2 separate regions of the Mus musculus genome follow, and region 2 is linked to region 1. A link is a loop called in an ENCODE intact Hi-C map of the cell type or tissue named here. Cell type or tissue: left cerebral cortex. All regions are shown on one strand. Each heading gives the region's core, and the rest is flanking DNA. Links, peaks and the distances in the headings are about the cores only. Region 1 has its middle 63 kb from the start of Gm31642. Region 2 overlaps Gm31642 (a long non-coding RNA gene).

Region 1 (4,382 bases), core at 274-4,273:
CCTCTCTTAGTTCTCTGGGATATCTAACCAGAGGTGGATTGCTGGTTCTTTAGATAACTCTATCCTACATTTTTGAAGGCACACCCCCTCTGCTACTCCCCAGCTGCCTGTACTGATTTATATCCTACTAACAATGTGTAAAATTTGAATTTCACCACGTCCTTGCCAGCTCTTGGCTAGTATGCGCCTCTTCTATCACTACTATTTTTTGGGACAGAGTTCCTCTGTGGAGTTCTGGTTGCCTTGGAATTTGCATTGTAGACCAGACTGGCCTGGAACTCACAGAGATCCACCTGCCTCTGCCTCTTGAGTGCTGGGATTAAAGGTGTGTGCCACCATGTCCAGTGGGTCCTTCACTACTTAAAAAGATGCTATTTGTTATTATATGTGCGTGCCTGTGTGTGTGCGTGCCTGTGCGTGCCTGTGCGTGCCTGTGTGTGTGTGTGTGTGTGTGTGTGTAGTCATGGGCACACGTTGAATGGTGCTTGTGTTGTGGTCAGAGGACAACTCTGTAGAATCAATGCCCTCTGTTCCCTTTCATGTAATCCCCAGGGTGGGACTCAGCTTGCCAGGCTAGCAAAACAAGAACCTTCTGGGTCACCTGGCTAGCCTGTCACCACTTCCTTTGTTTCTTTGGGTTTATTTGTTTGATTTCAGAATGAGAAGTCCTCATGTGGCATAGGCTGGCCTTGAACTTGCCATGTTGTGGAAGATGGACTGAACTGATCCTCCTGCTTCCCACGATTGTGCTCACAGCTGTGGCCAGCCACACCCCCAACAACCACCTCACAAACCCCATCTGGCTCTTTTCTTCCTTCTTTGAGTAGCAGCTTTAGTGTCATGAGCAGCTTATGACCAAATCCAACCCATAAACCTCGTTCTGCTGTCTTCTGGGAGTTCTGTCATTGCTGGCTGGGTGTTTAGGGTTTTTTTTTTTTTAAGCCATTTTCAGTGACTGAAAGGGCTTGCTCATTCTTTTATACAATGTCTGAAAGCATCTCAGTCCCTTCCTGAGGACAGGCCATGTCACTTCCTCCTTCCCAGACTAGACAGTGCTCACAGCCCACCAGGATGGTATGGGCAATGCAAATATCTACTGCCATGGGTGTGGTCAGGATCTCTATGACAAAGAAAAGGCCTCAGGAGTTTTTATGCAAGACCAGCAACCCAGAATCAGCTGGACATTTGGAATTAATGCTTCAGTGAGCACTTTTGGGCTCTGGCTGAAGTCACTTGTCAGTGAAGAGTCCCACATGTACCATTGAGAGATGGCTAGCTTTCCTCTTGGTGCTCAGCCAAGTCTTGAAAACCAAAGTGAAGTTTGTAGTTAGAAGAATAGTCTGAGCTGGGCAGTAGTGGCACACACCTTTAATCTCAACACTCGGGTGGCAGAGGTAGGCAGTTCTCTATGAGTTCTAGGCCAGCTTGGTCTATAGAGGAGTTTCAGGATAACCAGAGTTACAAAGGGAAACCCTGTCTCAGAAAGAAGGAAGAGGAGGAAGAAGAGGAGGAAGAGGGGATGGAGGTGGTACTGAGGCTCAAAGTCTCAGGGTGGGGTTGGGGCAGATAGATGACCACTGGCATTCCCTAGCTGTGATGTGCTGGGCCTGCTGGGTTTGATACTCTGGGACCATTTTCCATGATCAGGAATTTTTTAAGCCAGCTGTTCAACACAGAAGTCCACACTGCTTTGGATCCTGGATTCCACAGCTCTGGCAGGCACAGGTTTGTCTCTGCTGGGGCAACCTGAGAATCGGGTGCTGAGGCTACCTGAGAATCGGGGTTCACAGGCTGTGCCTATCACTTTCTGTGTGACCAGGGCAGGTCTATCCTCGCCATGGGCTTCAGTTTCCCTATCTGTAAAATGAGCATCATTCTCTTATAATTTGGGAAGTGTAGGGTTAAACATGATGGTGTACTTAGATCTGTGCTAGGAGAAAGATGGGGAACCTGGCACCCCCAAAGTGTACAAGCTTCTGTTCTGCCTGGGTTCTGTGACAGGAGCTGCTGGAGTTCACTGGGCCTCTGGATGGGCCACACTTAAGTCAGCTCTGGACATTCTGGAGCGGCCCAAAGTCACAAGGATGTGGTTGCGCATTGATCCCTTTGCCATGATAGTCCATATAATCAGGGTGGTCTGTAGGAAGGCCCCTAAGAGACCTGGCCCCCAGCTGGACTCTGCAGGAATGGACCACAGTGGATCATCCACTATCAACCTAACATCTGCCAATCAGGAGACTGTGGCATCTCGGAGGCCTGCTAGTTGCACTGTGGTAGGAGACAAAAGTTCACTCACAGGACAGTCACTTTGTCAAATGGGGTTCTGGTTAAAGGGAGAACTTGGGAAAATCTCTTCGTAGTTAGGGATGCCCACCCTCAGGGACAGTATGCGCTTGCCTCATTGGGTTTACAGTGGCCTATGCTGACCTCATCTCTTCTTTATAACTGAAGAAGCTGAGTGCAGAAGGAAGGCACCCTTAGGCTAATCCTGGACTCTGATTTTCCCATCAAAATTACAGGGACCAGACAGACACATTTGAGGAAATGTTCTGGATATGAATTATGCCTTCTGCTAAGGAGGCTGGAGGATGAGTGGAGCAGAGAAGGCCAGGTTCATTGGCTAGCCTCTTGCTCACTTCTGCCACCTGCCTGTCCTCCCTGAATCAAGCCTCTTACACTCCAGACTTCCCAAAGGATACCCCTTTGGTGGGGGGGGCTCAGCAGAGAGACAGCAGCCACGTGTGTGCCCAAGGGTGTTGTCAGAGTTGAATGTCTGTGGAAGCTAGTGGCACTGAGCAAGCACCTGGTGACTGGACAAGAGGACAGGGCCTCCCCTCCCCTCTCTGCTCCTGTTCAGGGCATCGAGTGGGAGAAACCCTGGACAGCTGGGTTTTGTGCCCACTATATATAGCCCGGCTCAGACACGCACAGCGGCTATTTCTGTGTTCCTCCTCCTACTGAGGCAGGGGGAGGGGAGAGAAAGTAGTCCATCTAAAAATATAACCGGGAAAAATATCACAGCGCTGAGCCGCACCCGAGATCTGTCTCCTTCTCTCGCCTCCGCCCCCGCGCCCTTACTTACCTCACTTCTGCCTTGAGGGTGCCATCAGGCTGTGGCTCCTCCTTACCCTGTCGCAGCCTCCTGGTGCCCAGGGGGTGGGGCTGGAGCTGGAAACACTGAAGTCTAGGCTTCTATAGGGAGCCACAGGTTCTGACACTAGTCTTTTCTGGTCCCTTAGGATGCACAGAGACACAGTCTGCTGGCTGTGGCCTCAGAGGGCAGGGGTCAGGACTCTGCCCTAAGCCTCAGTTCCAACATAGGGATGAAAAGTGAGCCTTATACCAGATAAATGAGGATGAGGGTGTAGCAACGGGCCAAGCACAGTAAAGTATACTGGACCCAGCCCCCGTGTCATGCTACCCTGGTATTCCCCATCTTCATCCTGCTCACGGAATTCTGCCCTCCCTGGGAACATCTCCATGACAGGGCAAGTCAGCAAAGCCCAAGTCTGTCCTCTAGTGCCCAGAAGTGCAGTGCCCACTGTGACTTTCAGTAGACATCAACAGTTGTTAGGGAGTCACAGTTGCCCAGAAAGGTAGGAGAGTGAGGTTACCTGAGCTGCCTCAGGCTGCACCCTGCTGTGTGGCAGTATTGGGTCTCTAACCTCCTCAGGGAGGCTCAGAGAGGGAAACAATGTCTCCTGGATCACACAGCTGAAGTGGAAGGTCAAGAAAACAGGCTGCATCCCCTCCCCCATAAACCCCAAGCCCCCAGTGGGCAGGCATGGGGCACCTCACCTCATCTGTGGTTTTCCCTTCTCCGGATGTGGGAGCCTCTGTTGGGTCTGGGAAAGCTCCCCCAGAGAACACCCCTCCTCCTGTAATCACAGCATTGCTGTCCTGGGAGGCTGCACTGAGCCTCGTGTACCCTGCAGTATTGAGTGCCTTTGAGTGTAGGCTGGAACTCTGTGAGTTTTAGGCCAGCCTAGTCTACATAGTAAATTCCAGGCCAGCCATGGATACATATTGAGATTATAACAAAAACAAAAACAAAAAACAGTAACAACAAAACATTTTTAAAAAATATTTATTTATTTATCTTATGTATATGAGTATACTGTCACTGTCTTTAGACACACCAAAAGAGGGCACCAGATTCCATGACAGATGGTTGTGAGTCACCATGTGGTTGCCCGGAATTGAACTTAGAACCTCTGGAAGAGTAGTCAGTGCTCTTAACCGCTGAGCCGTCTCTCCAGCCCCAGCAAAACAATTTTTATAACATTTAAAAAATCAGATGTCACCCAGGTAATATGTGTTACCTGCTTTGCTACTCAAATGACTACAAGGTAGGAGGTAGCATTCTAAGAGATTTGGTGACT
Region 2 (4,382 bases), core at 310-4,309, 56 kb after region 1:
GCTCCTGGGCCCCGAGGCCATGGGACTCTGCAGAACATCCCCCAGGGCTTGTCTCTCAGCCTCAAATGGAGCTGACACAGGAATCCCATGTTGCAATGGGGAGGCTGAGGTCCAGGAGATGTAACTGTGCCCTCTTGCTCCTCAGAAAAGAGCTTGCTCCTGAATACCCCCAGTTGAGGTGGAGAGGGGGCTGCTAATCCCATAGAACATTCCTTCCCCACCACCCCTAGCCCCCTCTTTGGCCAGGTTGCCAGGCCCCCTTTGCCTTCCACCCACCAAGCTGCCTCCAGCTCCCAGACTTCCTCTGGAGGAGGCTGGGCATCTGTGCTAGGCTGCCCACAGCCTCTCCCAGCCACCAGCTTTCAAGGTCAAGCTGCCTGGATATCCAGTAACTGATCCAAGAGGCTTCCATTAGAAATCTCCCAGCCACAGCCAGCTTTTTCCATTGGCCCGGCACTCCACGCTACAGCCTACCCTGTCTAGCCTACCCATTACTCAGCATCAGGACCCTAGAGCCTCTGAACAGAGACAGGGGTGGCACCATTCTGAACTGACCCCCAACCTATCAACTGCTGTGTTCCGTGTGACAAACTCCTTCTCCTCTCTGAACCTCTGTGTCCACACCTAGGATGGTGTCTGGTCATATGATTTTGATATCAAAGTGACAAGGGGAAGGGACAGAGTGGCCACTCTGATGGGGGCCTCCGAGGAGCCCTGCCTGGGGGCCCTCAGGTGGGAAAGGTCTATGCTGGGACTCTTGCTTGTCTCAACAAGTTCAAGCACATATTTCAGAAAAGGTATCGTTAAGGCATTTGAACCAGAATCTTAAGAAGGAGTCTCCTTGACCTGAGACCTGGGCCAGGCTGGCCTCCAGAGTGAGGGAGAGGGAGAGGGGAGGGAAAGGAGGGTGAAGCATGAACAGCTCTGAGAAGTGATGCTTCTCCTCTGCACATCTGACCACAGCAAGCCCATACGCATGCCTGGCAATCTCAACTGTCCTCTCAGGGATCCACCAGGCCCGGCAGACTCTAGTCCCTGCCCTGCCCCGTGCTCAAGCCTACATCCTTGAGGAATCTCTTCTGTCCTCTGTCTGTGTGTTCATGGTCACATGTGATCCCATGACATCAACCCAACCTAGAGTAGCTACTAAAGAGACCCATGTCCCAGGGTGCTGAGCTCTGTGATAAAGCCCACTGATGGTCGCAGGGAAGTAAGGCCCAGCTGGGTGTCTCTCCAGGCCCTGCTGCCAGCCCATCTGTCTTCTTCCTCAGGGGCCCCAGTCTATCTACATGATCTTGTTCTGCCAGGGAGCGTGCCTGTGTTTCTGGCCAGCACTGAGTCCCCTTTGCCTGATGGACCTGAGTGAAGAGCAAATTCATGCTCAGCTGGTGTTGGTTGAGTGAACCGACTCTTTGGGCCTCAGTTTCTGGAGCTGTACATTGAGAGAGAACTCCACAAGTGCTGGGCCCCAGCTGCAGCAGGTGAGAGGGAGGCTCCACCCATCTCGGAGTGAAGATGGAGAGTATCAGAGGGAGGGACACCAGGGTGAGCCCAGCTGAGGTATGGGCTGTAGAGCAGAGCAGGGCCTTCCCCTTAAGACCTTCTACCATGGCCTGGGCCATTTGTGTGCTAGAGCAGAGGTGACCAGAGTGAGGTGTGACTCCTAAGGCCCTTTCCCTTCCACCCCCAGGAAGCAGATGGGCCAAGCTTGGGCGGGCGGTAGATACAGGCCTGGCATTTGTGTATGTGTGTGGTTTTTTAAAAAATCTGACACATTTTTGTCACGTCTTGGTTCATCAGAACAGTGAAGGAGGCGGGAGTGTGAAGAATGTTTTAACTCGCAACTTTGTAAGAGTTCCAGGTTCTCCCGGGCTCCTCCCCCTCCATCAGCCTCCCCTCCCCATGGAGCCTCCAAGCCCATCTGTTCCACAGTCCCTGCTCCCTGCCCCCATCTACCCATCCATCCCTCCTTCAGCAGAGACATAATGGGAGGACTGTGAGAAGGGCTAGGCAGGGAGACAACAGCTTTTGCTTTGTAGTCCTGCTAGACCTGGACTTGCTGTGTGATCTTGTGTCGCTTCTACACACTGTGCCCCATTTATGTGTTCCTGACGGGTCTGGCCCACCACCTGTGGGTTCTCTGGCTCTGACATGCATATAAATGTCTGCTGGAAGGGTTAGAAACAAGAAAGCTAAAAGTAAAACCCACATAGAAAGATCGGGGTTCATAGCCTCCAGAGAGCATGGGTGCAATGGGAGGAAATTGATCAGTCTTTGCTCCTCCTCTTCCTCCTCCCACCTCTTCCCCATCACCATCATCATCACCTGCCGCGCTCACCCAAGAGATGGCCCAGGGCTAGCTGATGTCTGAGGTCAAGTGGGGAGGAGATGGGAAGTACTGGGAACCCAAGTACTACTTACGTTCTACTTGGTACCAAAGGGCCCCAGCAAAGGATGCAGGATGGGTGCTGAGCCATAGAAGACTTGCTCTTTAACCACCAGCCCTGCAGCCCCCAACCCTGGCACCAGCTTCCACTACATTAATCATGGAAATGCCAGCTGGCCTGGAAAAGCAGGGTTATCTACAAGGCAGGCTGGCAGGCACTGCCCTGGTAGGCATGAGAAGTTTGTGAATAGGGAGGGGCGGTGCCCTAGGGCAGCTCAGCCAAGGCCTGGGCTGCTTCTTCATTCCATGGCTTAGAGATCAGGGCTCTGGCCCCCTCACCGTTGCTTGGCAGGGAGGCCTTGGTGCCATTGCCAAGGACAAGAAAACCAGCACCTAGCTCCCCTTCTGTTCCCCATGCCCTTCCATACCTCGCAGGGAACTCCCAAGCCCAGCGTTTATATCATACAGCAAGGGCAGAGGAGCAGGAGGCAGATAAGGCCCATCTCAGAAAGCACCAGATCACTGCTGCCCACAGACAGCTCCTGTGTATCCTGCTGGCCCCTCCACGGGCTGCCAAAGGACAGCCGAGAAATCCAACATGCCCCTTATGGCAGCCCCAGCCAGACCCGGGGCCGGCTGAGTCAATGCGCCCTGCTCGAATCTCGCCATATGGGCGCTGGGCGTCTGCAGGGGGTGGAGCTGGAGTTGCCATGAGAACCCGCACATTGGCATTTCCTCTTTTGGGAGACTGAACTACGTTCTGCAGGCAGTGTAGGCTTCTGAATCCCAATTCTCTGTGTTTTTAGGAAGGGAAAAAGGGCAGGGGAAGGGGGTGGAAGAAGGCGAAGAGAGAGTGTGGCGGAGTCGGGCTGACAGCTCCAAGGGGCAGCTGGCTGTCTGGGACTGTCGAGGATGGACCAGGGGCTACTCTTCCCCTGGACTCAGCCCAGGGACAAAGCTGGGTCTAGGATCCCTTTCGATCACTAGTTCTGGCCTTGAGTAACTTTTTTTCCTTAAATCATATGGCCTTGTCCCTTACCTGTACCTGTACTCTCTCCTTTCTGCTCTCAGTTGCTCAGGGCAGTGGAAATGGCATAGGGAACATCTAAAAGCAGAACATGCAGGCCTTGCTGTAGAAACCTTAGTTCCCACAGTGGGCTAACAGCACCAACCAGGAGGCTCTCCATACACCTAGGGAGAGGCCTGAGCAGAGTTCATTCTACCATTGTGCCTTAACATAATAGTTCAGGACACATCTCTGACAACAGGTGAGTTAGAGATATGGGCCCAATCCTGGAAGGATGTGACTAAGGTGACTAAGTCCTGGGGAGGAACTACTTGGGCAAGGGGAAGAGTCAGGTGACCAACAGGTTGGAAACTTGCTGTAGAGGAGAATGCTAGCTCTGACCCATCGCACTACCCCAGACATGAGGCAGGTCATGAAACACTGCTGCTCTGTCTCTTGGGGCCAGGTAGGAGCCCAGGAAATGAAAGGGGGCCCAAGGGAGGGACATCTGGCTTTCTTCCCATGAAGCTGTGGGGTAGAGAGGTAGGGCAATGAGCCACCACAGCCCCTGGTCCTGCCTCCAGTAACAGCAGAGCCTGGATGTGGAGTCCTACTGGGTTCTAAAACCTCTACTTAGTTCCTGAGATAACCAAAGGGAATGGCAGTATTTGGCCCCTAAAAGGACTGAGGCTCAGAAAAGATTTATAACTTATCAAGGTCACCTTACTAGAGGGAGTCCCGCTTCCAGGGTGTCCAATCTCTGACCTCTGACCTCTGACCTTCAGGCCTCCCTCACCATCTCCAGCAAGCCACCATGAAGGCTGCAGGGCACAGTGCTTAGCAAAGAGTAGAGGAGGAGGAGGAAAGGCAGTCCCTGTCCTCACTGCCTAGGGACGCTGACCATATCCTGCATGGGGCAGCTGTGAGAGCCCAGCTTGGAAGGGGCCCTTTCCTGGCCTCATATGGATTGGGAATGAGTCCTGCCTTTAC

What was found. A loop is a pair of places that touch in the nucleus more often than their neighbours do. Peaks named below come from ENCODE experiments on the same cell type or tissue, not always from the same donor. Only the 100,000 strongest peaks of a DNase experiment are listed, where the experiment ranks them.
Region 2: a loop joins it to region 1, with 7 times the contacts of the local background. A loop is called at or near these places in 5 of 42 quality-filtered maps.

Annotation. Positions count from the first base shown.
Region 1 is chr9:56,711,442-56,715,823 of GRCm38, reverse strand. It overlaps a transcript of Lingo1 not described here. Among named protein-coding and RNA genes, the nearest start is that of Gm31642, 63 kb to the right of the region's middle. In left cerebral cortex, for the core only: a CTCF peak has its summit at 2,648; DNase peaks (open chromatin) are centred at 797, 3,019 and 4,184; H3K27ac peaks cover 3,452 bases.
Region 2 is chr9:56,655,630-56,660,011 of GRCm38, reverse strand. The region is part of intron 1 of Gm31642 (a long non-coding RNA gene); the gene reads right to left. It also overlaps a transcript of Lingo1 not described here. Among named protein-coding and RNA genes, the nearest start is that of Gm31642, 6.9 kb to the right of the region's middle. In left cerebral cortex, for the core only: no CTCF peak of the experiment used is centred there; DNase peaks (open chromatin) are centred at 1,840, 2,617 and 3,099; H3K27ac peaks cover 3,828 bases.